2 separate regions of the Homo sapiens genome follow, and region 2 is linked to region 1. A link is a contact called in ENCODE Hi-C or POLR2A ChIA-PET data. All regions are on one chromosome and are shown on one strand. Each heading gives the region's core, a stretch centred on a gene start or an enhancer-like site at or near the end of the contact. The rest is flanking DNA. Distances are from core to core; before and after follow the strand shown. Region 1 overlaps PREX1 (phosphatidylinositol-3,4,5-trisphosphate dependent Rac exchange factor 1). Region 2 overlaps ARFGEF2 (ARF guanine nucleotide exchange factor 2).

Region 1 (7,241 bases), core at 2,823-5,322:
CTTTCAGCAGACACATTCCACCTTGGTGCTTTCTGCCACTTCCACATACCAACCCATCGATCAACCACATTTTCCCTAAGTCAGCTCGCCTTTTTACTGAAATAATCATATTTAAAACTTTCCACCCCTCCTGTCAAGAGAAGATCTGTGTTAAATAAAAGGGAAAAGTGAAAAACCAGATGCATAATTTTTCAAAGACAAAATGCTTTGCTCCCCGGTACCTACCCCTAGCACGGGTCTGCTCCTCCCACCCCTGCTCTCGCACTCTGCTGAGCCACCACCTCCTCAGCTCCCCCGAGAGCCACCTTTGCCCCTGACAATCTGAGCTCCACTTGCAGCCACAGGACTTCGATCAGAAGCTTCCAGTGGCTCCCCATGGGTCCTTGCCAGGGGCCTCCAGGGCTGGACCCCGTTACCCTACAGACCTCACTACCCAGCCCTCCCTCTCACTCACTGCTCCAGCCCCATCAGCTTCCTTCTGCTCTTCCAATGCGCCAGACACGGTCCCACTTCAGGGCCTCTGCCCTAGCTGCTTCCCCTGCCTGGAGCCCTCTTCCTCCAGAAATCCCCTTGACTCCCCCCTCATCTGCTTCGGGTCTTCACCCCGACTCGCAGTGACGTCTCCCTGACAGCCATCCCTCTGCACACTCTGGCCCCTTTCCCGGGTTTATAGAAACTTATCTGTGCCACGCTCACCAGCACAGGCTCAGTGTCTTACTTCTGTATCTGCACATTGTCTGTCTCCTGCCTCCTCCCCCAACTAGATCTGAGATCTATGAATGGCAGGAACCGCATGCATCCCCACGTGGCTGGATTCCCAGGGCCCAAACTGCCACCAAGCACAGAGTGGCACTCTGTAAACATCTGCCGAATTAATGAAGGTCCAGCTTGTGTTGTGTGACTCCAACAATGGGTCCCAGCCACGGGGGACCAGGACAGTTCATGCCACCCCAGCCCTCAGCCACCACTCAGCCTGAGAGGGAGGGCTGCCGGACACCCCGCCCTGGGACACTCACTCTTTGGCCTTCGTGGCCACCAGGAGGCGCAGAGGGCGGCGGGAGCAGAAGGACTGGTTGAGGATGGACTCCACCTCTGAAAACGGCCGCAGGAACACCAGGTCCTCATTGATGGAGTAGATCTTCCTCCCCACCTGCAGGCCAGCCACCTGGGTAGGGACGGCAGAGGACAGACGTGCACACCAGTTACTAAGCTCCTTCCCTCCTCACCAAGGAAGCTCAAATGTGTTCAGCAGAAGGGTGCTGGCCCAAGGGATCCAGCAGGACTGGGTGACTGCGTGCTGTCTGTGGTAAGCAGTTGAGGGGCACAAGGGACCTGGTTCTGCCTCATGAGCCACAAAGGGAAGCTCATGGGAGGGCAGCTGGGAAAGGTATTCCTCCTGAGGGGAAACTCTGCTGGGGCCTGACCCTGTTGTGTGGGGACACGAGGGTCACACCGGGGTGGCCATCTTATGTCTGTTAGGGCCTGGCGAAGAAAGATGAAGACCTGCTGACCCGAACCAAGATTCACAACTGCCTCCTTCCAACCGCTCACATCACTGGCAAGGTCAACCTAGCCGCTCCGGCCATGGGTATGTCGCTCCTTGCAGCCCAAAGCATTCCTAATTGCCACAGGGGCAAGCTGGGCTCCAGCCAGCACGGCAGGTGCATCTCCCCCACCCACCTGCACACGCCCCAGGCAAAGCCGGAAGGCCCCAGGGCTGAATCCTCGGCCAGCCACACCCTCACTCTCCTAACCTATCCTCCTGTAGGCTTTGCATCAGACAGCAATGAGCTTATCTTATTCAAGCCACTGTGACTGGTTGCAGAAAACTGAGACACCTGCTTTTTTCCTGTACCTCCCCACAATGTCCAGCAGAGGGCAGTGGTGGAACACACCAGGAGCACAGCCCCGGGACTCTGCACTCACTCCCAGCTACTGTAGCCACTGCAGACAGTGGGTCCTGGACTCAGTTTCTCCACGTGAGCAATGAGAGAAGAGGAGTCAGCGATCATTCCAGAATCTCCTGGGCTGGGCTGCCTCAAGGAGGGTGAAGAGAGACACCCCGCTCTGCCACCTGCACACGGTCCCTGCCAGCTCCCCCGAGGGCCTCACCTCAGCCAGCGAGCCCCTCTGGACGGACTTCACCACCACAGCCTTGTTCTTCTCCTCGATGTCAAAGCCATAGTCCTCCTCCTGGGGCAGGATCTGGGGGCCCAGGGCAGAAGGAACCCGGTCAGGGAGCGAGGTGGGCCTACGGCCAGCCCCACCGTGGCCCCCACAGGACCATGACCTCGTCCCAGGTCTAGTAGGGAAGTGGCCAGATCCAGGTGGGCGAGACAGAGCAAAACGCAAACAGCACCTGGCAGAGCCAGTGCTCACTCTGTGCCTGCCACTGGCTTAACGAATCACACGGATCCAAAGGTGTCCAGCCACCAAGAATGTGGAGTCAGGGAGTTTAGGGAGGAGCGGTCCCACCCCAGGGCAGGATGGCAGGCATGCTAGAAACAGGTCTGGGGGTTCCCCAGTGCGGGGGATACAGGGAAAGGCACTCATTCAGTCAACAGACATTGATTGAGATGCTGCCCATCACACGGGCCAGGCAGTTCTCATGGGTGCTGGAGACACCATCTAGAACAAGACAAACAAGCCCAGCCCTGCTTAGTGCGGGAGGCCAACTATAAACAAATAAACAAAAGAAATACAGGATGTGATGCAGGGAGTGTACGTAGTTGGAATTAAAGCACTTAATGGGATAGGGCACGGCAAGGGGGCAGAGAAGGTGCTATCGGAGCTGAGGCCTGAACGAAATGAAAAACAAAACTTCATAAAGAGTGGAGGAACATGCTCCAGGCAGCAGACACAGCACGTACAAAGGTCCTGAGGGAGGCCCCAAGGCACTGGAGGATAAGAAAAGAGATCAGGAGGTCAGGCGCAATGGCTCACGCTTGTAATCCCAGCACTTTGGGAGGCCGAGACGGGTTGATCGCTTGATCCCAGGAGTTCAAGACCAGCCTGGGCAACATAGCAAAACCCTGTCTTTATAAAAAATACAAAAATTAGCTGGGTGTGGTGGCGCAGGTCTGTTGTCCTAGCCACTGGGGAGGCAGAGGAGAGGAGAGAGGAGAGAGGGGAGGGGAGAAAGGGGAAGGGAGGGGAGAGAGGGGAATGGAGGGGAGGGGAGGGAAGAAAGAAAGGGGAGGAGAGAAAGAAAAGGAAGGAAGGAAGGAAGGAAGGAAGGACGGGCACGAGAGAGAGAGAGAAAGAAGAAAAGAAAACAAGAAAAGAGAAAAGAAAGAAGAGAGAGGAAGGAAGGAGGAAGGGAGGGAAAGAGGAAAGAGAGAAGGGGAGGGGAGGGGAGTGAGAGGTTTAATTTTATCCTAAGTGTGACGGGAAGCATTGGGGGACTTTACAGTGAGGGGCATGAAATCAGAGGGAACAGCAGTCCCTGCAGTACTATGGGAGAGAAGTTAATGGAGCCGTCTTCATATGAGTCAGGCTTCAGCTCCAACCCTGGCAGTGACCAGAAACCTAACCTCTGAGCCTCTGTCTTGACTGCCTGCTGCAGGCCACGCGTTAAGATGGGGGCTGCTGTGGGGTATGCAGGATGAGTTGCTTCAGGAGGCCAACCTCTCTATACAGTGTACGGGGAGGGGACAGGAGAGGCAAGGGAACAGAAAGGGAGACCTGCAAGCCCAATCTCTTTTGTTAGGAGGGTAGTCTCAGCCAGTGATGCAGCCTGGCTTCTTGGCAGAGTTGCCCCCTACCACCTAGAATCCACCTATTCTGGTACTCCAAGCTGAGCCCCCTTCCCTGTGCATAACCAGAAGGTCGCCCAGCTCCCATGCCTGCAGGGGGCTCTGGCAAGGAAGGGACAGCTGCTCAGCTGTGCTCCTACCAGCAGGCGCTTGGCCAGAATGTTCTCCACCAGCTTGAAGTCGTTGCGAAGCTGTTTGTTCTTGCTGCTGGTCCCCTCCATCTCCTCGTCAGCATGAAAGCGGAAGTACTGGGACTCATCCCTGAACTCGCTCTTCTCCAGCACTGCAGATCCACAGATGTGCACTCAGTGGTCAGATTCACAGGGAAAGTTTCAGCCATGTTTGCCAACTGGCAGGCACAGGCTGGAACTAGGCCATGGACACGTTTGGTTTGGCAAACACTATTCTATTAAAATGGAATCATATGCCAACACTAACATATTAGGATATTTCACAAAGCGATCTGGCTTTCTGACTTCTCTTGAAAAGTCTGAACTTGCCTCACCTGCTATAAAAAGACATTAATATTTTACAAAGCCATAGTAACACACAGTGTGGAAATGCAGTAGAAACAGATCAATAACCAGCAGAAGGGAATAGAAGTCACATAAGAGGACTAAGTGTTTGCAGGAACTTAGTCTATGATGATGATTTATGATCATAGAGTATTCTGCAGATGGTGCATGGAAAACTGACTTGCCCAGGGGGGAAAAAAATTGAATCCCTACCTCACACCATATGCAACAATAAGCTAATGGATTAAAGACCTACGTATGAACAGTAAAACCAAAGCTAACAAAACTAAATATAGGATGACATCTTTGTCCTAGAGAAGAAAAGGAGTCTGTGTATAAGACCCTCTTGTACTAGACTAAAATTAAGGACCTCCATTCGATAACAACTCCATAGGTAGATGGCAGATGTGAAGGTAACTATAGTGTCCAAAACCAACAGGAATAAATATCTAGAATATAAAAACCTCTAACAAATCAACTAGAAAAAGCTCAGAAGCTCACAGATAAATGGGCAAAGGATATGAACAGTCAATTAACATAAGCAAACTCCAATGAGCAGTAATTTGTGAAAAGGCGCTCAGACCTCTCAGAAGGAAATGATGCTGAGACACTTTAGACCAAAAGTTGGCAAACTCAGTCCCCGCAGGCCAAATCTGCTCCACTACCTGACCTTATGAATAAAGTTTTATTGGCACACAGCTACGGCCATTTGTATTTGTACTTGTATTATCTGTGGCTGCTTTTGAGCCACAAGGACAAAGTTGGATACTGTGACAAGCTGTACGGCCCACAAAGCCTAAATTGTTACTAAGTGGCCCTTTACATAAAAAAATATACTGACGCCGGCCAGAGGCGGTGGCTCCGCCTGTAATCCCAGCACTTTGAGAGGTCGAGGCAGGCAGATTACCCAAGGTGGGGAGTCCCAGACCAGCCTGACACAACATGGAGAAACCCTGTCTCCACTAAAAATACAAAATTAGCTGGGCATGGTGGCGCATGCCTGTAATCCCAGCTACTCGCAAGGCTGAGGCAGGAGAACTGCTTGAACCCGGGAGGTGGAGGTTGCAGTGAGCTGAGATCACGCCATTGCACTCCAGCATGGGCAACAAGAGCAAAACTCCATCTCAAAAAAAAAAAAAAAAAAAAAAAAAATATATATATATATATATATATATACACACACATATATATAATATAATATATAGTATGTATATAACATATATAATATATATAATGTGTGTGTGTGTGTGTATATATATATATACACACACACACACACACTGACCCCTTTCTAGGACAAGCCAGGAAAATGAATAAAAATAACCAGTATCAACCAATTGGTGATCTGATCCCTGTAACTTACAACTTAACTGGGCACCTCCCAGTGCCAGGCACACTGGGGAGGCATGCTAAGTTCATCTGCTCCTTGGATAAGGATTTGCTGTGCCCCTTTCATAGACGGGGAGACTAAGACTCAGGCCCCTAGGTCACACAGCCAGCAGCCAGCAGGCAGCAGAAGGGCCCTCATCGAGCCTCCTTCCTCTCCTCCTCCTCTCCCCACACTGTCCAGGCAGGCCTGTTAGATGAGGCAGGGCTGAGTATAAACAGTGGACAAAGGTGGAAATCAAGGCTCGGAGAGGTAAAGGCAGCTGTCGGACGCCAGTGGGTGCCTGAAACAAGGGAAACCAGCTGCCTTAGCCACAAGACATCCCCCTCGTCCCTGAAGACAGAGGCTTTTTCTGGATGTGGTGACTCAGTGGAAAGCAGCCGGGGGCATTTCTTTCTTTCTCCTTAGTTTTATAGGACATTTCACCTGGAACTCTACCTGTTTGTGAGCCCCTTTCTCAGGCCACCCCTGTTACCTTTTTGAGAAAACAGACACACAAATTGCCACTTTCCCCAGAGCTGGGGAGCCAGGCACCAGGGGGCCGCTGGCTTCGACTCCACTATAAACATTAAGTTAGAAGATTCCAGGAGTGGGAGGAAGAATTGCAATGTTGCATATTGGCCAAAATATTTGTGGAAAACAGCGTGGAATCCCTCAAGTCCACGAGCTCAGCCAAGCGAGCTACCAACCTCAATACCTTTCCCTCGAGGCTGCTGGTCCGGCTTTATAGGATAATCTCAGATCTGGGTTCAAATCCCTGCTCAGCCCCTTCCTGACTTCATGCCCTTTAGCCTCTCTGAGCCTCAGTTTCCTTGTCTACAAGAATAACAACAGGACCAACATGCTGGGGTGGCTGTGGGGATTAAATGGCAAGCCTCAGTTTCCCCATATGTGCCTAAAGCAAGAGGGCCGGACCCCTGGTCAGCCCTAAGGTGGGAATACCTTAGTGTCTGCAGGCTCAGTTTGGCCCCAGTTCGAGGCGCCTCAAAAGGTGCCACAGAGGCCCCTCCCAATCGCCCATCCTGCACCTCACCCTGTATTTTGCTGCAGCCACAATCCTGGAATTGGCCCTTTCCTATTTTAGCCTATTTTTGAGTTCGTGGCAGGGAACAGAGGAGCAGGGTCACGCCCTGCAATTTCTCTCCCTGAGAGCCCTTGAGGACATCAGGATTGCCTGGGAGTCACCACCCAGCAGAATGTCCACAGCCAGCAGCCTTCCCGGAATAGCAGCTGGGGAGGACCCCTAATTACCCTCACCCACAAATGAGAGGTTGTGCCCAGCTGACTGGCGGGAGGCTCGGGGCTGTCAGAGGGCCCCGAGGCAAACAGAGCAGCTTCTGGGAATGAAGGACTTTGGTGAGATGAGGTAGACACATGAAAATGCCCTCAGCTGTCCAGACTGGCCCTTACCTGCCCACCTCAGCTGGGGAAACTGGAAGCTAAAGAGTGAGTCCTATTCCCACAGAACTCTGGGCATGCTGAGCGCACAGGAGGGGAATGCAAGGCCTCCAATGGAAAACTGGAGAAACTGAGGCCCAGAGAGGCATATGGGCCTATTGGGAGTCAGCTGAGTCAGGGACCTGC
Region 2 (7,241 bases), core at 2,920-5,419, 300 kb after region 1:
TGTGAATAGCCTCTGTGCTCCAGCCTAGGCAACAAAACAAGACCCCCTCTCTAAATAAATAAACACCCCATCTCTAAATCAGTCAGTCAATCTTAAAGGAGCAAATGACTTCCAGTTCTCAGGACTAGGCTCTAAAGAAAGAACAGGTCCTTCAGAAGAGGGAGTTGAACAAGGGAGACACGTACCCAGGGGCGGAGTCCAGGCATCAAGGCCCAGTGAAAGGCCTGAGCTCTAGTGCCTCTGTGGCTATTATTTTTACATATTACTAAAGTGCATGGATGTTGGACACAACCATGGGGCTCTCCCACAGACTGTCCTGTAGTAATCACCATCACATGGCCAACCCTAACTGGACACTCACTGTACTGCTGACTTGGCATTCAACATAATGTTTTCCAATTTAATTAACTGGGAATCCCCCCCACAGCCTTCCTAGGATAATTTGCCTCCCATGTTATTTGTGTAGATGAAGAGAATTCACCAATAGACCTGGACATCTGTGGTGGCTCACGCCTCCAATCCCAGCACTTTGGGAGGCCAAGGCAGGCGGGCCACTTGAGGCCAGGAGTTAAAGTTTGTTTTTAGGATTCTGACTTTTAACTCCCAGCATCAGACATCAGTGTGTGTACATTTTTACAGATACTGTGTAGAATTACCTATGTGTTTGTGTGGATTTCTTAGCTCACTTTTTGCATCTTTTTTTTTGAGAATGAGTCTCGCCATCTTGCCCAGGCTGTAGTGCAGTGGTGAGATCTTGGCTCACTGCAACCTCTGCCTCTGCCTCCCAGGTTCAAGTGATTCCCCTGCCTCAGCCTCCCGAGTAGCTGGGACCACAGGCTCACACCACCACGTCTGGCTAATTTTGTATTTTTTAGTAGAAACGGAGTTTCACCATGTTGGCCAGGCTGATCTCGAACTCCTGACCTCAGGTGATCCACCCGTCTCGGCCTCCCAAAGTAATGGGATTACAGGCGTGAGCCACCACGCCCAACCAGGATCTTTGTTTTAGACAGCAATATGTTCCAAATGCCTGGAACTGTGCCGGACACATACACACTCAGTTTGTTGATTGAATGAATCTTACCGCCCCACCATCCCCCATGCTCCCTATTTAACTGGACAGAGAACAGGGATGTGGGGAGGCCTTATCTCAGACTCCTCCCATTTTTTCCCCGTTATTCTTAGCATGTGACTTCTATCCTTAGGGTCATCTTATGGCTCAGGATCCTGTCATTTTGTTCCAGGTAGGAAGAAAGAGGAAGAGATAGGACTGAAGAACTCTGCCAGCTGAGTCACCCCCCTTCTAAAGAGGAGTCTTCTGGAGCTTGTTGCCAACCCTGATAACTTATGCTTACCCCTCATTGGCTATAACTTCATCACATGATCACCCTTTCTGCAAGAAAGGCTGAGAAATGTAGGCACATTCCCTCCCAAAACAAAATTCAGGATCTGTTAGGAAGGATATGAGTTAGAGAACTGGCAGTGCCTGCCACAGAGTGTTCTCCAGCTGGCTAGGGAGGGAATGGCAGCAAGGTTTCTCCTATGTGAGCCTATTCAAGGTGGCCCTCTTATTTTGCTTCGGGGCAGAGTCTGAAACAGATAGGGTCTGGTGCCTAATCAGTAGTGGTGGTGATATCCCAGGGAAGAGCAGAACCAGTGGTTTTTAAGTAGATTCTTTGTACCTCTCAAAGGTTTGATTTGATTTAATTATCAAACACTTTCACAGCATGCTTGAAACTTAGATACAATGGACTTAGTAGTGGTTATCACAACATCCAGAAAAGCCTCTTCTGAGACCTATCCAAGGCTGTCATGTCAGCAGGGGAAGCAGTCCACAGTTACTGGGTGGAGTCTTCCTGCTTTGGGGCCTCTACTGGGATTTTTCCTTAGCAGCTCCCTCTTCAGGAACCTTCTGCTGGTATTCGGGCTTTCTGACTCTCCTTAGCTCTTCCTGGCCTGAGAATGTTTTGATTTTGCATAAGTACTATTATGGATCCTGCCTATTAAGGAATATGAGTTATATACTCTATCCCTCCAAAAAACGTTGCTCTTGATGCTGTTTAAATGGAAAAACTGCAGTGAGGGAAAGAGGAGATCCATGCTGATGTGAAATTTTGTTTTTCTCCTTAGGAATGAAAGATAGTGAAGGTTTTAACTAACTGGAACTACTTGCAGTGTGATTCGTTGGAAATTTTCATTATGGATTTAGTCTGCAGGGCCAGGCGGGTGACAGAAATGAGCAGGCTTCTATCATGAGGACATCATAAATGTCTTCACACAAGCACCTACATATAAACACACAGGCCTAATAAAAAGTAGCATTTGAGAGCTCACTTTTTTCAGGCACTGTTTTAAATGCTTTATGTGTATCATTCTCACAGGGCTTTGTTTACTGGTAAGGAAACTGAGGCTTGGGGAGGTTAAGTAACTTAAGTCCCCACAGTGGGAAGTGGCAGAGCAGGGACCCGGACCAGGCATGCAGGCTCCAGAGCCCTCGCTGTTATTCATCATGCTGAATTCACTTCTACAAGGGAACATTTTTTCTCTGATGTTCTTTTTTTTTTTTTTGAGACGGAGTCTCGCTCTGTCGCCCAGGCTGGAGTGCAGTGGCACAATCTCGGCTCACTGCAAGCTCCGCCTCCTGGGTTCACGCCATTCTCCTGCCTCAGCCTCCCGAGTAGCTGGGACTACAGGAGCCCGCCACTACGCCTGGCTAATTTTTTTTTTTTGTATTTTTAGTAGAGATGGTGTTTCACCGCGCTAGCCAGGATGGTCTCGATCTCCTGACCTCGTGATCTGCCCACCTCGGCTTCCCAAAGTGCTGGGATTACAGGTGTGAGCCACCGTGCCCAGCCTTCTCTGATGTTCTTAAAACACCCTGCCCAGTCAGCCTCCCATTTTCTCTGCTCTTGACAGACATGTTACTTTCCTGCTTACTGTGTAGTAACAACAGTGGTCCAAGTGTGATGGCACCTCGCATTTGGCCCCAAGGGAAGGGAGTCGATTGGGAGTGGTGAGGACTGAGGCAACAGGGTATCAGCTGAGTTCATGCCCTGGCTGAAGAGGGCAGCTTCACCTGGTTCCAGCCAGTTGTGGCCCAGTGTTGCCACATAGTTGGGTTTTTTAAATAGAAGCCCATTCTGGTTTTTGTGAGTAGTCTCCTGGTTTTTAAATGTTGGCAGCTAATTCAGAAGTTTTAAAAAGCAGCACATAGGCTAAGCAATACATATGTACAGGCAGAGGTACTTGCCAGTCACCACTCTATAGCCTCTGGTCTAACTCACTGAGGCTGTAGCTTCTTTGATAAAATGAGTTGATATTTCTTGGGTGTTGAATGTAAATGAGGTGCTGTGTACTTTGGAATGTATGATACAGATTGGAAACTGTCACCATAATTTTATTAATATCATAGCATCAGAGAAGGTTGGGACTGGAAAGGAACTTGGAAATATCTAGTCATATGTTTTCCAAATTACAAGAGGTGAGATGTCATGATAAGTGAACCCTTCCTTCCCTCCTTCCTTCCCTCCCTCCCTCCCTTCTTCCTTCCCTCCGTCCCTCCTTCCCTCCCTCCCTCCCTTCTTCTCTCCTTCTCTTTTCCTCCCTCCCTCCTTCCTTCCCTCCTTTCCACCCTCCCTCTTTCCCTCCCTCCCTCTGTCCCTCCTTCCTTCCCTCCCTCCCTCCCTCCTTCCTTCCCTCCCTCCCTCTTTCCCTCCTTCCCTCCTTCCTTCCTTCCATTTTGAGACAGGTTCTCACTCTGTCACCCAGGCTGGAGTGCAGTGGCGCAATCTCAAATCACTGCAACCTCTGCCTCTCAGGCTCAAGTGATCCTCCTGACTCAGCCTCCCGAGGAGCTGGGACTACAGGTGTGCCCTGCTGATTTTTATACTTTTTGTAGAGATGGGGTTTTGCTGTGTTGTCCAAGCTAGTCTCAAACTCCTAAGTTCAGGTGATCCTCCCCACCTCAACCTCCCAAAGTGCTGGGATTACAGGCATGAGCCACCATGCCCCACCAGAACGTTTTATATTTTAATGGTTATTTATTTTAATATGCATTCAGAAAATATAACTAATGTATGAAAACTGTTATTTTGTGAATTTTATTGCTTAAGGTGAGTTAAAGAGCACTAGTAAATACTCGCAGTCATGCATTGCTTAACAACAGGGATACGTTCTGAGAAATGAGTCATAGGCAGTTTCACTGTTTTGCGAAAGAATATTATGGGTATACTTACACAAACCTAGATGGTATAGCCTACTACATACCATATGTATAGCTTGTTGGTATGGGCATATGGTATAGCCTATTGCTCCTAGGCTATAAACCTGTACACCATGTTACTGTATTGAATACTGTACGCTTTGGTAACACAGTGGTAAGTATTTGAAAAAGTACAGTCACAATGCAGTACAAAAGATAAAAACTGATATACCTGTATGGGGCACTTACCATGGATGGAGCTTGCAGGACTGGAAGTTACTCCAGTGAGTCAGTGAGTGAGCAGTGAGTGAATGTGAAGGCCTGGGACATGACCGTATGCCACTGCAGGCTTTATAAACACTGTACACTTAGGCTACCCTAAATTTATAAAAATAATTTTCTTTTTTTTTTTTGAGACCGAGTTTTGCTCCTGTCGCCTAGGCTGGAGTGCAGTGGCACGATCACTGCTCACTGCAACCTCCACCTCCCAGGTTCAAGTGATTCTCCTGCCTCAGCCTCCCGAGTAGCTGGGATTACAGGTGCCCGCTACCACACCTGGCTAATTTTTGTATTTTTGGTAGAGACTGGGTTTCTGTTGTTGACCAGGCTGGTCTCGAACTCCAGATCTCAGGTGATCCACCCGCCTTGGCCTCCCAAAGTGCTGGGATTACAGGCATGAGCCACTGTGCCCAGCCTATAAAATTAATTTTCTGGCTGGGCGCGGTGGCTTATGCCTGTAATCCCAGCATTTTGGGAGGCCGAGGCAGGCAGATCACGAGGTCAAGAGATCGAGACCATCCTGGCCAACATAGTGAAACCCCTTCTCTACTAAAAATACAAAAATTAGCTGGGCATGGTGGTGCACACCTGTAGTCCCAGCTACTCAGGAGGCTGAGGCAGGAGAATCTCTTGAACCCGGGAGGCGGAGGTTGCAGTGAACCGAGATTGTGCCACTGCACTCGACCCTGGCAACAGAGCGAGACTCTGTCTCAAAATATAATAATAATAATAATAATAATAATAATTTTCTTTATTCAATAATAAATTAATTTTAGCTTACTGTAACATTTTTACCTTATAAACAATTTTTTTTAACTTTTTGGCTCTTGTAATAGCACCTAGTTTAAAACAAACACATGGTACAGATGCACAAAAATATTTTTTCTTTATATTCTTATTCTATACTTTTTTTTCTATTTCTTAAATTTTTAGGTTTTTAAAACTTTAAAATTATTTTTGTTAAAAACTAAGCCACAAAACACACAGATTAGCCTAGGCCTGCACAGGGTCAGGATCATTCATATCACTGTCTTCCACCTCCACATCTTGTCCCTTGGAAGGTCTTCAGGGGCAATAACACACATGAAGTTGGTATCTCCTATAATAACAATACTTTCTTCCGGAATGCCTCCTGAACCTGCCTGAGACTTTTTTACAGCTAACTTTTTCTTTTTTAAATAAGTAGAAGGCAATGACAATAAAGAGTATAGTATAGGCTGAGCACGGTGGCTCACACCTGTAATCCCAACACTTTGGGAGGCTGAGGCAGGCAGATCACTTGAGGTCAGGAGTTTGAGGCCAGCCTGGCCAACATGGCAAAACCCTGTCTCTACTAAAAATACAAAAATTAGCTGGGTGTGGTGGCAGACGCCTATAATCCCAGTTACTCAGGAGGCTGAGGCAGGAGAATTGCTTGAACCTGGGAGGCGGAGGTTGCAGTGAGCCAAGATCGTGTCACTGCACTCCAACCTGGGCAACAGAGTGAGACTCTCTCAAAAAAAAAAAAAAAGTATAATAAATACATAAACTAGCCGGGCGCAGTGGCTCATGCCTGTCATCCCAGCACTTTGGGAGGCCGAGGTGGGTGGATCACCTGAGGCTGGGAGTTCAAGACTAGCCTGACCAACATGGAGAAACCCTATCTCTGCTAAAAATACAAAAAATTAGCTGGGCGTGGTGGCTCATGCCTGTAATCCCAGCTGCTCAGGAGGCTGAGACAGGAGAATTGCTTGAACCTGGGAGGCGGAGGCTGTAGTGAGCTGGGATTGCTCCATTGCACTCCAGCCTGGGCAACAAGAGTGAAACTCCGTCTCAAATAATAAATAAAAAATAAATAAATAACAAACTAATAACATAGTGGTTTATTACCAATTATTATGTACTATACAGAACTGCATGTGCTATTCTTTTATATGACTGGTAGCACAGTAGGTTTGTTCACACCAGCATCACCACGAATATAAGTAATAAGTTGTGCTGTGACATAATGACGGCTATGATGTCACTAGACGATAGGAATTTTTCAGCTCCATTTGTAATCTTCCTGGACCACTATTGTATATGTGGTTCCTCATTGACCAAACGTTGTTATGTGGTGCATAACAGTATATTTAAAATACATAATAATATATAATATTATAGTGGTGCATGAATGTGGCAAAAGCCATGAAGGTGGTTTGAGAATGACTAAAGTTTGAGTAACAGTGATCTAGTCTAAATCATCCTTTTTAGATGAAGAAGTGAGTTTAGCAATTGTGACTGTTTCTGGGGTTTTCTAATTTCAAGTTCCCTTTGCCTTCTAGGAAAAGCTTATAACATCAGTATTTCCCACACGAATTTACTTTGCCACGTAGATAGTTCCAGAGTGTTAAGTGCCCAGTGGAAATGAAAATACTTAGCACTGCCCTCCGGGACCTTATAGATCAAGCATAGAACTCATAAAAATGGTGGCTGGGTTGAAAATTCTCATTAATACACAGTCAAAGGATTATTTTGGTTTTGCTTTTTTAAGGTGATGGCTTTTTTGGTCAACGTGATGTTTTATAAATGAGTAATGTTAGGCCAGGTACAATGGCTCACGCTTGTAATCCCAGCACTTTGCGATGCCAAGGTGGTAGATCACTTGAACTCAGGAGTTCAAGACCAGCCTAGGCAACATAGAGAAACCTCATCTCTACTAAAACTACAAAAATTAGCCGGGCGTGGTGAGGAGGCGGGAGGATTGCTTGAGCCAAGGAGGTGGAGGTTGCAGTAAGCTGGG

What was found. A loop is a pair of places that touch in the nucleus more often than their neighbours do. ChIA-PET counts read pairs that join two places held with the same protein, here RNA polymerase II (POLR2A). Pooled maps may share reads with other maps.
Region 2: a loop to region 1 is called in a map of GM12878, with 2.6 times the contacts of the local background. The contact joins two enhancer-like sites. A Hi-C loop is called at or near these places in 1 of 168 maps with a recorded cell type or tissue (GM12878), 1 of 37 single-sample maps with no recorded cell type and 4 of 50 pooled maps. POLR2A ChIA-PET finds 5 or more read pairs at or near these places in 3 of 52 experiments (H1, MCF 10A and activated CD4-positive, alpha-beta T cell).

What each region holds. Positions count from the first base shown.
Region 1 is chr20:48,656,024-48,663,264 of GRCh38, forward strand. PREX1 (phosphatidylinositol-3,4,5-trisphosphate dependent Rac exchange factor 1) reads right to left here. Exons shown (of 40, transcript NM_020820.4): 16 at 3,896-4,038; 17 at 2,113-2,205; 18 at 1,017-1,165. Among named protein-coding and RNA genes, the nearest start is that of PREX1, 170 kb to the right of the region's middle. Within about 2 kb of position 4,073, at least 3 of the 41 ENCODE cell types and tissues checked have a DNase peak (open chromatin) inside an H3K27ac peak, as active enhancers do.
Region 2 is chr20:48,955,887-48,963,127 of GRCh38, forward strand. The region is part of intron 6 of ARFGEF2 (ARF guanine nucleotide exchange factor 2); the gene reads left to right. Among named protein-coding and RNA genes, the nearest start is that of ARFGEF2, 38 kb to the left of the region's middle. Within about 2 kb of position 4,170, at least 2 of the 41 ENCODE cell types and tissues checked have a DNase peak (open chromatin) inside an H3K27ac peak, as active enhancers do.